2 separate regions of the Homo sapiens genome follow, and region 1 is linked to region 2. The links are chromatin contacts, found by Hi-C or POLR2A ChIA-PET in ENCODE. All regions are on one chromosome and are shown on one strand. The core of a region is the stretch at or near the end of the contact, and the rest is flanking DNA. Distances in the headings are between cores, read along the strand shown.

Region 1 (7,112 bases), core at 4,211-6,710, 200 kb after region 2:
AAACTTCTATTTTGAGGATCTGCATGTCATCTATGACCCTAACAGCCTCCTAAGAGATAGATATTCTTAGTATTCCCATTTTACAGAAGAGAAAATTGAGGTTCAAAGGGGTCAGGAAACTTGTTCAAGGCCACCCAGCTAAATGTAGAGCTGTCTGACTCCCCAGCCCCTGCTCTTTCCACTGTGTCATACTCTTGGCCACTTCCTGTCTTGCTTGAACAAACATAGTTCAGGCAAAACGTACAAGCAACGATGACGTGCCACTGTTACACCTCCCAATTAAAACCTATAATTTCCGAGTCTGAACTGGAAATCCTTTGGCTCTGTGCTTTTGTCTGGCCTGCTCAGGAAAATGTTTATTTTGAGATGTGCACCTCTCAGAGCGGTTGGATATTTTCGGTGGCCCATTCACACATGGGCCACATTGAACTGAAGGTATAGAGCAGTGGCTTCACCCCACAACTGCAACAGCCCCGGCCCTGCCCTGCTCCCGACTTGGGGTCTGTTTCAGTGAGGGTGTTAAGGCTATTAGTAGGTCCATGGAGACTATAAATAGAGCCCTGGGCTTCAGCCAGCTCAGTGTGTTTATGTTTTTGGGTTGCGCTGCAACTGTTGTTGGTAATTATAGACGCGTGGGTGTGCATGGGTGCTGATGAACAGTTCCTCCTCCTGGTTTCCTCTTTGCACAAGACCAACACTGGGGGTGTCTGAACTCACAATCCCATCATAAGGTCCCGTGTGTCCAGTCACTGCTGTATTTCCTGGCCAAACTGAAATGACCAGGGGGGCTGAAAGATGTCAAGGTATTCCATGTCATCATTAGGGTCACCACCTGTGTCGTCAACGCTTTCTTTAAAAGAAATAAAGTGACATCATGTTTCATAGTCTTTGCAGACAAATGAGAAAAGGATTTATGGGTCTAATTGAAATGATGATTCCTAAGGGAACCTAGTGGAATGAGGAGTACATCGAGTCCAGTAAATTGCCGTGATCTGTAATGTTAGCTCTGAAAGGGCTACATTCTCCTTTAGATGTCCCAAAGGTATGTGCAATCTTTCACCAGTGAAGAGGGTGGGGTCACCTCTTCCTGCTTTTCTTTTGAGTCTCTGGTGATCCAAGTGAAGGTGGTGGTCACAGCCTGAGGCTGCTCCCTGAGCTGACCATCGGCTACCAGAACAGTCAAGTATGTCCAATTCTAACCCATCTATTGAACTTGGGCTGTGCCAAAGAGACACCAGTAGAGTAGAAGTAGCTGATGGAAATCAGGAAAAAAATGCTGCCATCTTTTTTTTTTGAGACGGAGTCTCGCTCTGTCACCCAGGCTGGAGTGCAGTGGTGCGATCTCCGCTCACTGCAAGCTCCACCTCCTGGGTTCACGCCATTCTCCTGCCTTAGCTTTCCGAGTAGCTGGGACTACAGGCATCCGCCAGCACGTCTGGCTAATTTTTTTTTGTATTTTTAGTAGAGACGGGGTTTCACCGCATTAGCCAGGATGGTCTTGATCTCCTGACCTTGTGATCCGCCTGCCTCGGCCTCCCAAAGTGCTGGGATTATAGACGTGAGCCACTGCACCCCGCCAAATGCTGTCATCTTAAAGGTACACACTTGGGAGGACTTTCTTCTCCACTACCTAACCTTACCCTATGCCTTTGGGTGATGGTGGCAGAAAGTCAGCTGGTGGGAAAGAGAAAGTGGGAAGATTTAGGGGGTTGGTCCAATTCTATTTTACATGCCCCATCTTGTCCTACTATTGTCTTCACTTATTTAGTTCATCTGCCCTGATGACAGGCTAAGTAGGTTCAGACTGTTTAGCGGGCTGGAATAACACAGTACCTGGAGTCAAGAGAAAAATACCCAAGTGGTGGCCACCTAGGAAGTTTGACCAAAAAAAAATTTGGTGCCATTCCTCTTAACCCCAAATATGACCCCCTACGAACTGGCCCATTCAAAAGGATCAAGGAGTGGCAGATAATTCTTTACGTCCACAAGGCTGAGCACATGGTAGGTGTTCCTTAAATATTTGCTAAACTGATCTATTTGGAGTCCTTGATTTTCATGTGTTAACTCTCTTACAGCCCACACTTTCAATACTACAGATACTCCTGCCCCTAAATTATTTCATGCATACTGAGTTCAAGAGTTCATTCATTAGCTGACCGAAGAACACTGGGTGCTTTCCCATAAAGAGCTGCACAAAACTGTTCAGTTTAACAGCAGTACCATGTTGGTAATGGGAGATTCATGTAATTGTCTGAATATGTAATTGCATTTAACAAAAATGACTGGGAAACAGGGAAAGAAAGTGCTGGTATTAGTGAAAATAAGCAGAGAGGTCTCATCAATTTAATAAAATTAAGACAAAAATAGAAATCATCAAGTGTGCTATAAGTGGCAAGTCTTTAGCCTCAATTGGATGCTCAATGGAGGATGGTTGATTGTGTGTTCAATTATGAAGACAAAGAACAAATTAAAGAGCATGGTGAAATTCTGGAACTGTATTGTCAAATATAGTATCCAAAAGGCAAGCCGTAGTCAGCATTTCTATAACTATTTTTTAAATCTCTGGGAATCCTCCTACCCCTTAACTGAATAGGATCTGAGTCTTATTGCTTGATCTCCATACATTTGATTGTCATATGTTTTTAAGAATACATTATATATCAGAACAATATTCAAGATTCTTAAAGTCCTCTCCGTTTCCAAAAAAAAAAAAAATTGGGGGGAAGTAACACTTTAAGAGGAAGTAACAGCCAACTGAGAACAAAAGTCAAAGATTGTATCTTGGCTATAGCTTGTTACTTAACAATTAAAAGCACAGGTATAAAATTCAGACACAGCTAGATATGAATCCTGACTTTGCCATCACCTAGCAATGTATCTTGAACAAGTTACTTAATCTTTCAAACCTCAGTTTCTTCAGCTGTAAAATGGGGATAATAGTTGTCACCTACCCCATAGGGTGGCTGCAAAATGCAAGTAAGTGAATATATTCAGTATGCTTAGTGCTGTGCCTGGTACTTACTCTGGGCTTAAAATATAGAAGCCATTTTCTACGAAGGAAGAAGGATGCTGGAAGGAGAGATGGGAGGGACTGAACGTGGCCCCTGACAAGGGGCAAAGATAGATCCTGAACTCTATTAAAAACTCAATGAGGAAACACAAGTTCTATTACTACAGCTACTCCCTATCTACCCACTAGGTCATTCTGGCTTCTGCTGGTGTGAGTGGGAGTATGCTATTTATTCACCTAATGACTCCTTCCAAGTTAGAGAAGTTGGAAACCCTGACAACTGTTCCAACCATTAATTCTCTCATTTCACCACCTCTGCACACAGGAAGGTGTGTCTCCTGTATTACTGTCACATCTGCATTTTGACTTTTCAATCGTCTGAGGCTTCCAGCTCTTTGGAATCAGTGATTACAGCTTTGTGATTATACAATTAGAAGAGGCTAGGTTGAGGATACGCTGTTCAAAACAATAACGTGGCTGCCTCACATAGCGTGGTGGACACCTGGCACCACCACCTCCCAGGACACATGCTCACCACCCTGGGTCTCTGTGCTTGTTTCCCCTGACATGGCCAAGACTCTACCCCCATTTCCATTTTGACAGCTTTCTTGTCTAAGTTCTTCTTTAAAGGTTTATTAGGGTATCATGACATTGTTGATTGCTGTTTAGCATTGATTATTAGTATTAGCCCTGCTTATTGAAAAACTTTGAGAGAGTCTTATATTTCTAAGATTTCATCTAGACCTCAAATGCCCTTACGGTGTAAGCCCAGCTACAGCAGAGGTAGAATCTGAGCAGGGAGGGGAGAGTGGCTGCAAAATCTTGGAGGAAAATGAAAGGACAGAATACAATAAAAGAATACTCAAGACTGTAATGCCAAAGCCCTCAGCCCAGGGCCTGCAACACAGTGAGAAGTTCTCAGTAGTCAAAATCCACCTTTCTTGTCCTATGACACTACCCTGCCTTGTTTGGTTGTGAAATAACTTTCAGACAAAATCAGTAGTTCTAAATATTTTGGTGAAGCTCTTTCCTCCTTCTCCTGGGCAAGCCTTCCGCGTGCATTGCCTCCACTCACTCACCTCCCATTTCCACCTATGCTAATTTCACCTCCACACCCAGGGCCACACTGTGGCTTCACTGCATCAAGATCACCAAGTGCTCTATCCAGTGCATGCTTTTAGTCTTCGTCTCACTGGCCTCCCTGAAGCGTGTGACACTGTGGACCAGTCTTATCCTCTTGAAACCCTCTCTCCTGCCTTCCTTGACACAAATTTCTCCTCTTCTCCTTGGCAGTTGCCCTTTCTGGCTCTTCCATCTTTGCCCACAACTTTGAGTTGACGAATTGAGGGACTGTCCTTGACCTTCTGCCCTTCCCACAGGACAGGGCCTCCCCTGCCATGCTTTCAACAGCCACCTGCTCACCAATGGCTCTCATGTTTTTCTCCTCATCCCTGACCTATCTTTTGTGCGTCAAACCCACATAAGCAACTGCACATTGGGCCTCTCCACTTCGGTGTCCCACAAGCATCTCAAATTCAACATGCACAACACAGAATTAGTTGTCTTACACCCCTTTCGTTCCATGTCTTCTATAGTCACTCAAACCAGAATCCTGGGTGGCATCTTACATGTCTCGTTTTCCTTTAACTCTCAACCCTCTCCCTCTACTACCCAATCACCAAATCTTGGTAATTCTCTCCTTCTCTAATCCTTCCACTCTTCCACTCCCTTATTTGCAAACTTCACATCTTTCTTGAATTATTTTAACAGCCTCCCAACTACTTTTCTTGCCTTCTGTCTCAACCAGGCTTATTCTCCCCACAGATACTCAAGCGACCTTTTTAAAATGAAAGTCTAATAAGCCTCTGCCTTACTTAAAGTCTAGCCAGTAGCTTCCCATTGCCTATGTGGTAGAATAAAAACCCCATTGTAGGGCCTGCAGGGGGCTCTGTGATCTGCCTCCTATATTTCATCTCTGCTCTTCCCCCTTCCTTCTCTCCAACTTATACTCTGGCCATCAGAGTTCTAGAAGTTCCCCCAGAGCATCATGCTTTTCAATGTATTTGCAAAGGCAAAAAAAAAAAAATACACTTGCGTTTCATTCCCACCTAGACAGCGCCTACTTCTTCATGAAGGCCTAGTCCAAGCATTCTCTCTTTAGTCTTCTATAACTTTCCCCATCCCCCCAACTCCTCTCCCCTCCTTAGAGAACTGCCCACTTTCTCCGATCTGCCACAGTGTATATATCTTCGGAAGGCATCTACCACACTTATTTACATGTCTGTCTCTCTGCTAGACTGAAAACTCCTTCAGGGTGGGGATGATCTCTTAATAGTCTTTACTCTCACCCCTGTGCACAGATCCTGCCATAAAACAGTTAGAGAACATAGCACCCCACTCTCCATCAAATCAACCAGAACTGAAAGCTCAGGAAGCTGCGTTTGACGGCTTCACTTTTAGTTTCAGTTGCTCAGTCTGGGCAGCTCAGAGCAGCTTCCTGAGCCTCCACCAGTTCAGAAAGCATCCAATCTGCAGTGAAGTGTGCACTGTCATTTGTTGAGCAGGAGCTCACAGTGATCCTGCTGATAGGGAGGCCTTTGCCGCCTTTCGCCCAAACCCCATGCCCTCTGGACTATGCATCTTAAAGGTCATGGTCATGGGCGGTCCTTATCAATCAAAGCATCAGGCGGAGAAAAAAACCCCATTCTGGGATATGGTGAGACATGTCGGTTTCAAAACATTGCAGATTGTTAAATGAGTAATGTTAATGTGATCTCAGAATAGTAAATACAACCCCACAAGGAAAAGATATTAGCTGCATTATCTGGAAGGAAAACAAGAAAGGAAAGCAACATTTGGCTGCAAAAACTATGAAAGAGATGTCTGTATGGTGATTCAAGTTCTACTAGGGCAGGTAAATTGCATTTTTCTGATTGTCTGCCCACTCTCCTCCCCCCACCCCATGTGGGGACATGCACTCCCTCATTAAATCTCTTCTCTGGGGTAGGGTATGGGACTTGGGGGAAGTGAAGGGAAGCGGGGAGCATACACATAGAGGAAGAAAACAAAGGCCTTCATTTTCTAAAAATATCACTCACTATGATTGAGAAAGAGTTTCTCAAGAAATGCGAATGTCCTGCACAGGAAGTAACACTTCATCACACGGCTAATAATCAGCCACGTGCTTGTCAGGGTTAGGTTTTTCCCTTCTGTGGTGAAAAGGTGGCTCCAGGCAAGCCTGGATATCTTTCCCGCCAGCCTGATAGTTATTTAAACACATTCAGCTCTTATCTTCCAAAATGTGTGAGTGTGCTACTCCCATTACATCAAATTCATGTGGAAGACTCTCAGTGGCGGGGGATGGGGGAGTCTGCAATTTTAAAGGGTTTATGTGGGGCCAGACTACCGTTCCCCCACCCCAAATTGTCTTTTCCACACTGAAGCAGCTTGCAGGGGCCTGAATATTTATCCAGTTAAACAAAATGTACTTTCCTTCCACCCTCTAGCTCAGCAGATTTTGCCCCTTCTCTCTCTGAGGCCTGGTTCTTCCCCAGAATCCAGCATCATTAAGGTCCCTTATCCTTAAAGAAAAGAGTTAGGTCAGCGAATTCACTCCAAGATATTGGCAACTCACTATGTCCGCTAATTACATTTAAAGGAGAGAGAAGTACTTTACCCAAAGTAATGACTCTCTGATGGTGAAGTTTCTGGTCTTACCACGGGAGCCGGTGAGACTTTCCAGTGCCTCTCAAGTCTTACTACATTGGTGACCATCGATGATGTCTGACCCTCATGCCAGGGTCATAGCTCATTCCCTGATAAGGGTCTGGTTGCTTTCATCAGGATTATCAAGTTGCTTTTATGCAGTGCATTTTTTGTACAGCTTTTTTTCAGAAGCACTTGGTAGATAAATTAAATCCCAAGGGTCCTTGCCCCTTGCCCAAAGATCCTTAGCATACGCCTCTCCATCCAGAACTCCTTTGACAGAGAGGATCCAGGTTGAGGAGGGGTGAGGAGGTTTCCACCATGTGAGCTCTTAGGTGTGCCAGTCTTGAAGACTTAAATCATATGGTAATCCTACAACAGATACATGAAGCTCCTC
Region 2 (6,693 bases), core at 1,153-3,652:
CGATCTTCAAGGAGGTTGTAATAAGGATTAAGAATCTAATACTATCATTTTGTGGCTGTTTATATCTGTCATGCATGGTATAATTATAGTGTTTCCCTTTCAAATGGCTCTTAATGTGTTTAGCCAAAGGGGAAAACCAAAGCAGTTGGTAAAAGTCAAATGCTTCACCATCTGTCTCTATCACATTTCCCTGGTTGTAGTTCCAGCAGCCCTGCCTGGGAGGACTAACTTCTTTTTACAAATAGGTCAAATCTATTAATTTTGGCCAACAGCCCTAGAAGTAAAGAAACACAGTGGCTTTCTCCCCCCTGCTCTTTCTTCCTACTTAAGAAATTCTTATCAAATAATAATGCTAATAGTAAAAACAGTACTTCTCTTGAGGGTCCTTCCAGAATTGTCTATGCAGAAACAAAGTTATGTGTATATAAATATAAACACTTAACAAACTCACACAGAATCATCCTACATACATGCATCCTGTTCTTGTTTCGCTTCATATCATATCCTGAACATTTGCTTATATCAATAAGTAGAGATCTTTCCTCTTATTTTTTTAACAGCAACATAGTCTATGCTGTTAATAGTCTAATGCTGTTAATAGTCTAATGCATAGTCTAATGCATCTTTTTTGACCAGTCTCCTACTGATGGGTCTACCCTATTTTTGATGGTTCCAACCAATGCCACGATGCAGATCTCAGTATATTTCTGGGAGTGAATGTTTATGATGAGCCTCTAGGCAAAAGGGTTTGCACAACAAAATAATCTTTTGTTGACAAAGACAAAGCAAGACAGAGGATGAGCTTCTGGATATAAGAATAGGATAAGAATGGGTATTATTTTAAGAAAGATTTTCCTAAAAACAGCCATCTGATAAGTTCTCCAGTCTGCCATTTTAAGTAGAGAGGTTTAAATAGCATTTGGGTTTTTGTTTGTTTGTTTGTTTGCCTTTTTTTTTTTAAAGTACCCAATGCAAATAGAAACTCCAATAGTGATATTGAGATCCAAAACTGACAAAGGCAGGGTTTGGTATTGAAAGAAGAATGAGAGACCTGAGGTAACTTACAGTTGGTCACAAAAACATACTGTGAGCATGGGCAAATCACTTTTTGGGATCCCAGCTTTCACATCTGTAAAAATAAAGTGTTGGAAGATGTTTAAGCTATTTTTTAGTCTGGTTTACTGTGATTTGTCTGCCACTTGAGACTTCCAGCAGTATTGTTCATGAGTGGATGCAGGTTAAACCTGCAAGCCGTGGCCCTGTGAACATGGGCTCTGGAGGTGAGGGGTCCAGCCTTTGTCCGGATTAGCATTGCTGGGAGCTGAGGGGCAAATAAGATATTTTAGGAGAGCAGTTTTTAGGAGAGCAGTTTCTTGTTTCCCATATTGTCTCCATCATTTGGTCCCAGACATTTTACTCATGTGCTTCAGAAGTAATTTGAGCCAATACTTTGTTAATTCAACCCTGAATTCAATCTTCCATAGCAGGAAGCAACCTTAGGAATGACAGCAGGTCAGGGCTGCTCCTATAGTTTGAGGGACTTCTGTTTTTCTGTCTTGGAGTCTGATTTCCAGGAAGAATTTCACTGAAATGGGTACCTTAGTATTTACAAACCTAGCACAGATGGATTGACCATTGACATTTCCTGGGTTCTTTTTCTAAGCCCCTTACTTAAACAATTAATACCTTGAAATCTTTTAAAAGACCACTGCCTTTTAAGACCATTGTGAGTATATTAATACCTCCATATTTTCAGTTTAGCCTGATGTTGGGTAAAATGTAAATGCACAACAAATGATAGCAACTATTACCATTATTATAATGACAGAAGACGGGCAATTTTGCAAGAGCCAATTAGGATAAGTATCAGGCCCTAAAAGATTTCCAAATATATCAGTAAGATTGATGAAAATCAGGAAGAAGACCACTTCTTTATCTCAAATAATATGAAAAAGTTTCAGTCCCCAGAATATTCTCTTGAAAGCCCTAAAATGTACATGGAGATCTTTCCCAGTAAACCCAAATTAGGCATTAACTCCTCTCACTTTTCATTTATCATGAGATTTAACAAACTTAAGGATTTGTCCACAGCAAAACCACTCCACACTTTGGGTTTTCCCTAAAAACTCAGATTATCAGGGAAATCAAACCAAAAGGAACTTCAAATTCATCCTAGATCATGGACTGTTCCTTGTAGAACCTACTGCTTGATATGAAGTTTGATTTGGATTTGTTTGAACAGGAATAAAAACTGAGGTAAAGGAAAGGCTACAATAACTCCAATAGAAGTAATGAGTTACTAAACAGTTTAATGAGTTTTGGAGGCCCCTGAAATTTGGGTTCCTGAAATGAATTCTCTCAGACAGTAGACAAATGACTCACCAACTTTGGCCATCGAGGCGGGCTGAGTCATCTAAAGTCAGCTGAATCACCTGCTTTCAGCTCTGTTTTATAAGAATTGGGGCTGGCTGGATATTTCTGTCCCTCTGATTGCAAGTATTAAGCATTTAAAAAAACAGAGAATATGATGTCCTTCTTAGGAAAACCACACAAATTGCTCATGCACAGATGGACTGCATTAGTGAAAACAGATTAGTAATTGCTTTTAGTTCCTGATGATGAAAAAGTGGCTCTGAACACCTACCTCGCTGGATTCTTTACTCACCAGATAAACCAAGTGATACTTGATGACGATCCAGATTTGGATTTAAGAAGCAGAAGGTCAACTCCACAGAGCTCCAAGTCAGGTTGAGAGCATCCTGAGATGGCATCGGTAGAGCTTGCCTTTAAATCCTGGACCCCAATCCAGGCCAAACACACATTATGATTGGAGTTAAAAAAAATGTTTTCACAACAAGGAAATATTGAAATAAGTCAGCTAACATTTTCATTTGGAAATACAGAGGAAGTTAAGGCGTTTTGGGGGTGCTTAGTTTCCTTGTGTGTATTTTTATAGTTTTTTAGTGGGATGGAGATTTAGTGGAGGCAGGCTGGTACAAGGGAAAGAATCCAGGTCCAGGAACTGAAGATTCTTAGTGAGCTGTGTGACCCAGATGTACTTTCAGGGCTTTCTCAGACTTAGTTTCTTCTGCTAGTAAATGAAAATGTGTGTGTTAGTGTTTCCTAAACCTGCTTGAACATAAGGATCACCTGGGGCACGTGTTAAAAAAATCTGAATGCACTTGGCCTCACCCAAACCTGTCGGAATCCGAATCAGCAGGGTGAGGCCTGAGAATTGATATTTTAACCAGCACCTTGGGTGATTTTTTTGTTCAGACAAGTTTGGGAAACATTGAATTAGATAATCAGTAAGATATGCTTCGGGTCTAAGATTGCTCAGTGGTGCTTCAACACAGCAAACCTTATTTTTTTTTTCTCCCTGTAAATTGGAGAAACAACAATCAAATGAAAAACAAATCAACTGATGGGTGGAGAGGTTTTGGTGGGGCTAATGTGCAACTTTATCACAATGCTTACAAACGTTTGTGGGTATACTTAACCTCAGGTGCTCAAGGACTGTGTGTTGTCCCTGCTCTAAATTGATACTTCCTCTTAGGAAGGGCCTGAACAATTCATTCATCCTAGAATGAAGAGCCTTCTTGCATTTTCTCTCTGGCATATTAATATAATTAGATGTCGGTGGGACTGAGACTAGCAGGGAAAGCACTGAAAGCAGTCAATGACTTTACCTACTTGGAAGACTGCACGGAACCGGCTCCACTTGAAGTAGGAAAGCCTGCCTCAGAAGGACAGTGAAATAGGACATTTCTCCCCTAAGCAAGGAAGTATACTGGAAATCAGAACAAAATTAGTGTTGTCATTGCAGAGTGCAAGCTCTGGGCAGCCTCCTTAAGCTGTTTTAATCTCTTCTCACAAAGTCATCTGCTAACAAGGGACATTAGAATAACCTCATTCAGAAGAGTGAAAACTCATCAATCATACATTTCTTCTTTTAGTATTCAGTATTATTTATTGAGGAAACTTATTTATTCATGTCTTCAACATTACTTCTTGAATCCTCCCATGCATCAGACACTGTTTCAGACCCTCTGGATACAGCAATGAACAAGATGGGTTCCTGAATGCATGGAGCTTGAATTCCAGAAGCAGAGATAGACAATAAAATCTGACAAATAAATAAGACCATTTCAGAGGGTGGAAAGGGGTATTTTGGAAACTAAATAGAGAAACCAACTTAAAGAATGACTGGCTAATGACAGACTAAGAAAGATCTTAGTTTATAGGACTTGCTGAGATTTGGGAAGGACTATTTAGACATGATCTTCTTCACTCACAGATGAGCATGTGTCTCTGCATTGGTGGGTGAAATAATTGAGGTCCAGGGAGGATAAAGGACTGACGAAGGAAATGGCAAGACCAGCACCCAGGTCTAGCGTTTGGAGGTAAATTTTTTTCTGATAAACTTAACCTTCTGAATAATACTCCCAAGAAGAAGGTTTCATTTTTTGCCTCACACATGCCTGAGATATATTTATCTGAGTCCTTTTGTATTCAACACTAGCTCTGGTTTAAGTGATGAAAAAGGTTAGAGATCTGGAATAGTGCAAGGCTCTCCACCCTAAATGCTGCAGAATGTTAGTAGCCCATTTTCAGGAGATTAAAGGATAACACTCGGCCAATAATAGCAAGATACCATAGACTTTTAATATCATCTGACAAAGACTATGGAAAAATGGCTTGTTCCCAATCAAGGGAGATCTATAATGGCTTGATCATCAGAAATGAAAAATCAATCCCAATTCTCATCCATTCTTTTAGCTACCATGCATATTATTTTTACCATGGATATTTACAGCTACATTTCCATCCAGACTTCTGGCAATGCCTAAATTCTTCCATAACAAGAAAACAAACTCATTTCTTTTAAAAACCAGTCTCTTCCCCATAGGCAAAGTGGATAAACAGCCTACTCAAATTTGATGTCATTATCTGAAATATCTAGCAAAAGACTAGTTGTATAAAAAATGATATTTCAGCATTGGTGCAAAAGAAGGCTACCCATTCTGACAGTTCTGTGGTATTTTGTCCTTTTAACTTAATGCTTGGAATGTAGGATTTCACACCTGAGACTCTTCAAAATTTTTACTTCATGGGTATTTGGTTTTTTTTGTAATACCGTAATACTTTAAGACTGTTACTTTTCTTTCTTATTCAGCCTTACTGATGCACTGGTCTGAACGTCTTTGTGAGTTTCACTTATATATATATAAAGGAGCCACCACCATCTAATGTATTATAAAAGATACTATAATTAGCGTGTAACTGGCAATCCCACCAGGCAAGCAAGCAATTTTCCAGGCCATGGGAATTTTCTTCTAGACAAATAGGAAAGTTCCAACAGCCATATAAATTAAATAGGGTAAAAAGTTGGTTAACTGGTACTAAAGTAACTAGAACCCTTAATTAAACTAAGTGATTATTTTGGGGAAGTTAAAAGAGGGTACAGGGAATCATTCTTTATATTTAGGAGAAAAAAAAGCCACTGGCAAAAAAATAAATAACAATTGAGATTTAGTTACACAATAAAATTATAGAACATATCCAGATTTGTAATAACACATAAAAATATAATGCTAAAAAGGATAATTTTGATGCTTTACAAGACCTTAGTTGTTAATTAGGTTCATTATTTCATTAAGGCAGGAAGATTTTCACCAAGAAATTTTTATTCACTAAGAAATGAATATTTCCTGAAGCCTTTTGAATCTTGCCAGCACCCTTCATGACCAACATCATTGCACTTACTAAGTTCCTGCTTCTTGTTGAGCAGAGCCAATTAACTGAAAAAGCTAATGATGGAAGGACAACCAATTGGGATCTAGTAAGATCTAGCCCTGTAGCTGGTAACATTGTGCCAGGAATTTAATATGCCTGAGCAGGCTCATCTGTAAGATGGTTATGATAGTACTGTTTATATCATAAGTTGGTTAGGAGGGTTAAATGCCTAGCTCAATGCACCGTAAACAACGAGTGCTCCAAAAAATGTGGCTAGCACACACACACACCAAGCATTTCAAACAAGACCTATAAGCAGATGGACTTCTGACTATAAACTTTCTTATAAATTCCACATAAACTCTCTCTAGCTAAGAGGGAGAGTCAAATACCACATTTAAATGTATGTATGAGAAATGTATTCTCTGTTTCCAGTGATTTCAGAATCAGAGATCATTTTGGATGGTTTATTTTAAAGTCTTCCACAATCTATACCCATAGATACAAATATATGTGTCTGTGGGTGTTTTGGAAAATAGGATTGGGTGGAGGCAGGGAAATGTATGTGGTTGAATTCAGTTAAGCAACTGGCTGTTTTGCGACTAATGATTTGTAAGTAGCAGTTTGGCTGAATTTAACTTTTTTTGTCTTTAAAAAATGTAGTTTTCTGAAATTTATCTAAAAAAGTTGATCTATATCAAGCTTTAGGGTAACTTCGTCATGGTTTCCTTGCTTTCTGGAAATTCTACGCACGTCATAGAGTAAATGTCAAATTTTAAATAGGAAATCAATATTCTTCTCTAAGAGGCTTTGAGAATAAATAGCTATTTTAATTCTTTCTCAGGAAGGGATTTCATAAGGAATTGTAATGACGGAAGCAGACAAAGTTTAAAGCGAGTTTTTAGCAAGTTATTTACATCTCATGTTATGTTTTCCAGGCAGTTAACAAACAGCCAG

The links. A loop is a pair of places that touch in the nucleus more often than their neighbours do. ChIA-PET counts read pairs that join two places held with the same protein, here RNA polymerase II (POLR2A). Pooled maps may share reads with other maps.
Region 1: a loop to region 2 is called in a pooled map, with 4 times the contacts of the local background. The contact joins two enhancer-like sites. A Hi-C loop is called at or near these places in 7 of 50 pooled maps. POLR2A ChIA-PET finds 5 or more read pairs at or near these places in 2 of 52 experiments (activated CD4-positive, alpha-beta T cell and activated naive CD4-positive, alpha-beta T cell).

The regions. Positions count from the first base shown.
Region 1 is chr10:62,632,056-62,639,167 of GRCh38, forward strand. All of the region lies in intron 1 of LOC105378327 (a long non-coding RNA gene), which reads right to left. Among named protein-coding and RNA genes, the nearest start is that of ADO, 170 kb to the right of the region's middle. RefSeq lists enhancers at 250-419, 5,227-5,316, 5,607-5,846, 5,857-6,086. Within about 2 kb of position 5,461, at least 20 of the 41 ENCODE cell types and tissues checked have a DNase peak (open chromatin) inside an H3K27ac peak, as active enhancers do.
Region 2 is chr10:62,430,914-62,437,606 of GRCh38, forward strand. It overlaps a transcript of ZNF365 not described here. Among named protein-coding and RNA genes, the nearest start is that of ZNF365, 60 kb to the left of the region's middle. Within about 2 kb of position 2,403, at least 7 of the 41 ENCODE cell types and tissues checked have a DNase peak (open chromatin) inside an H3K27ac peak, as active enhancers do.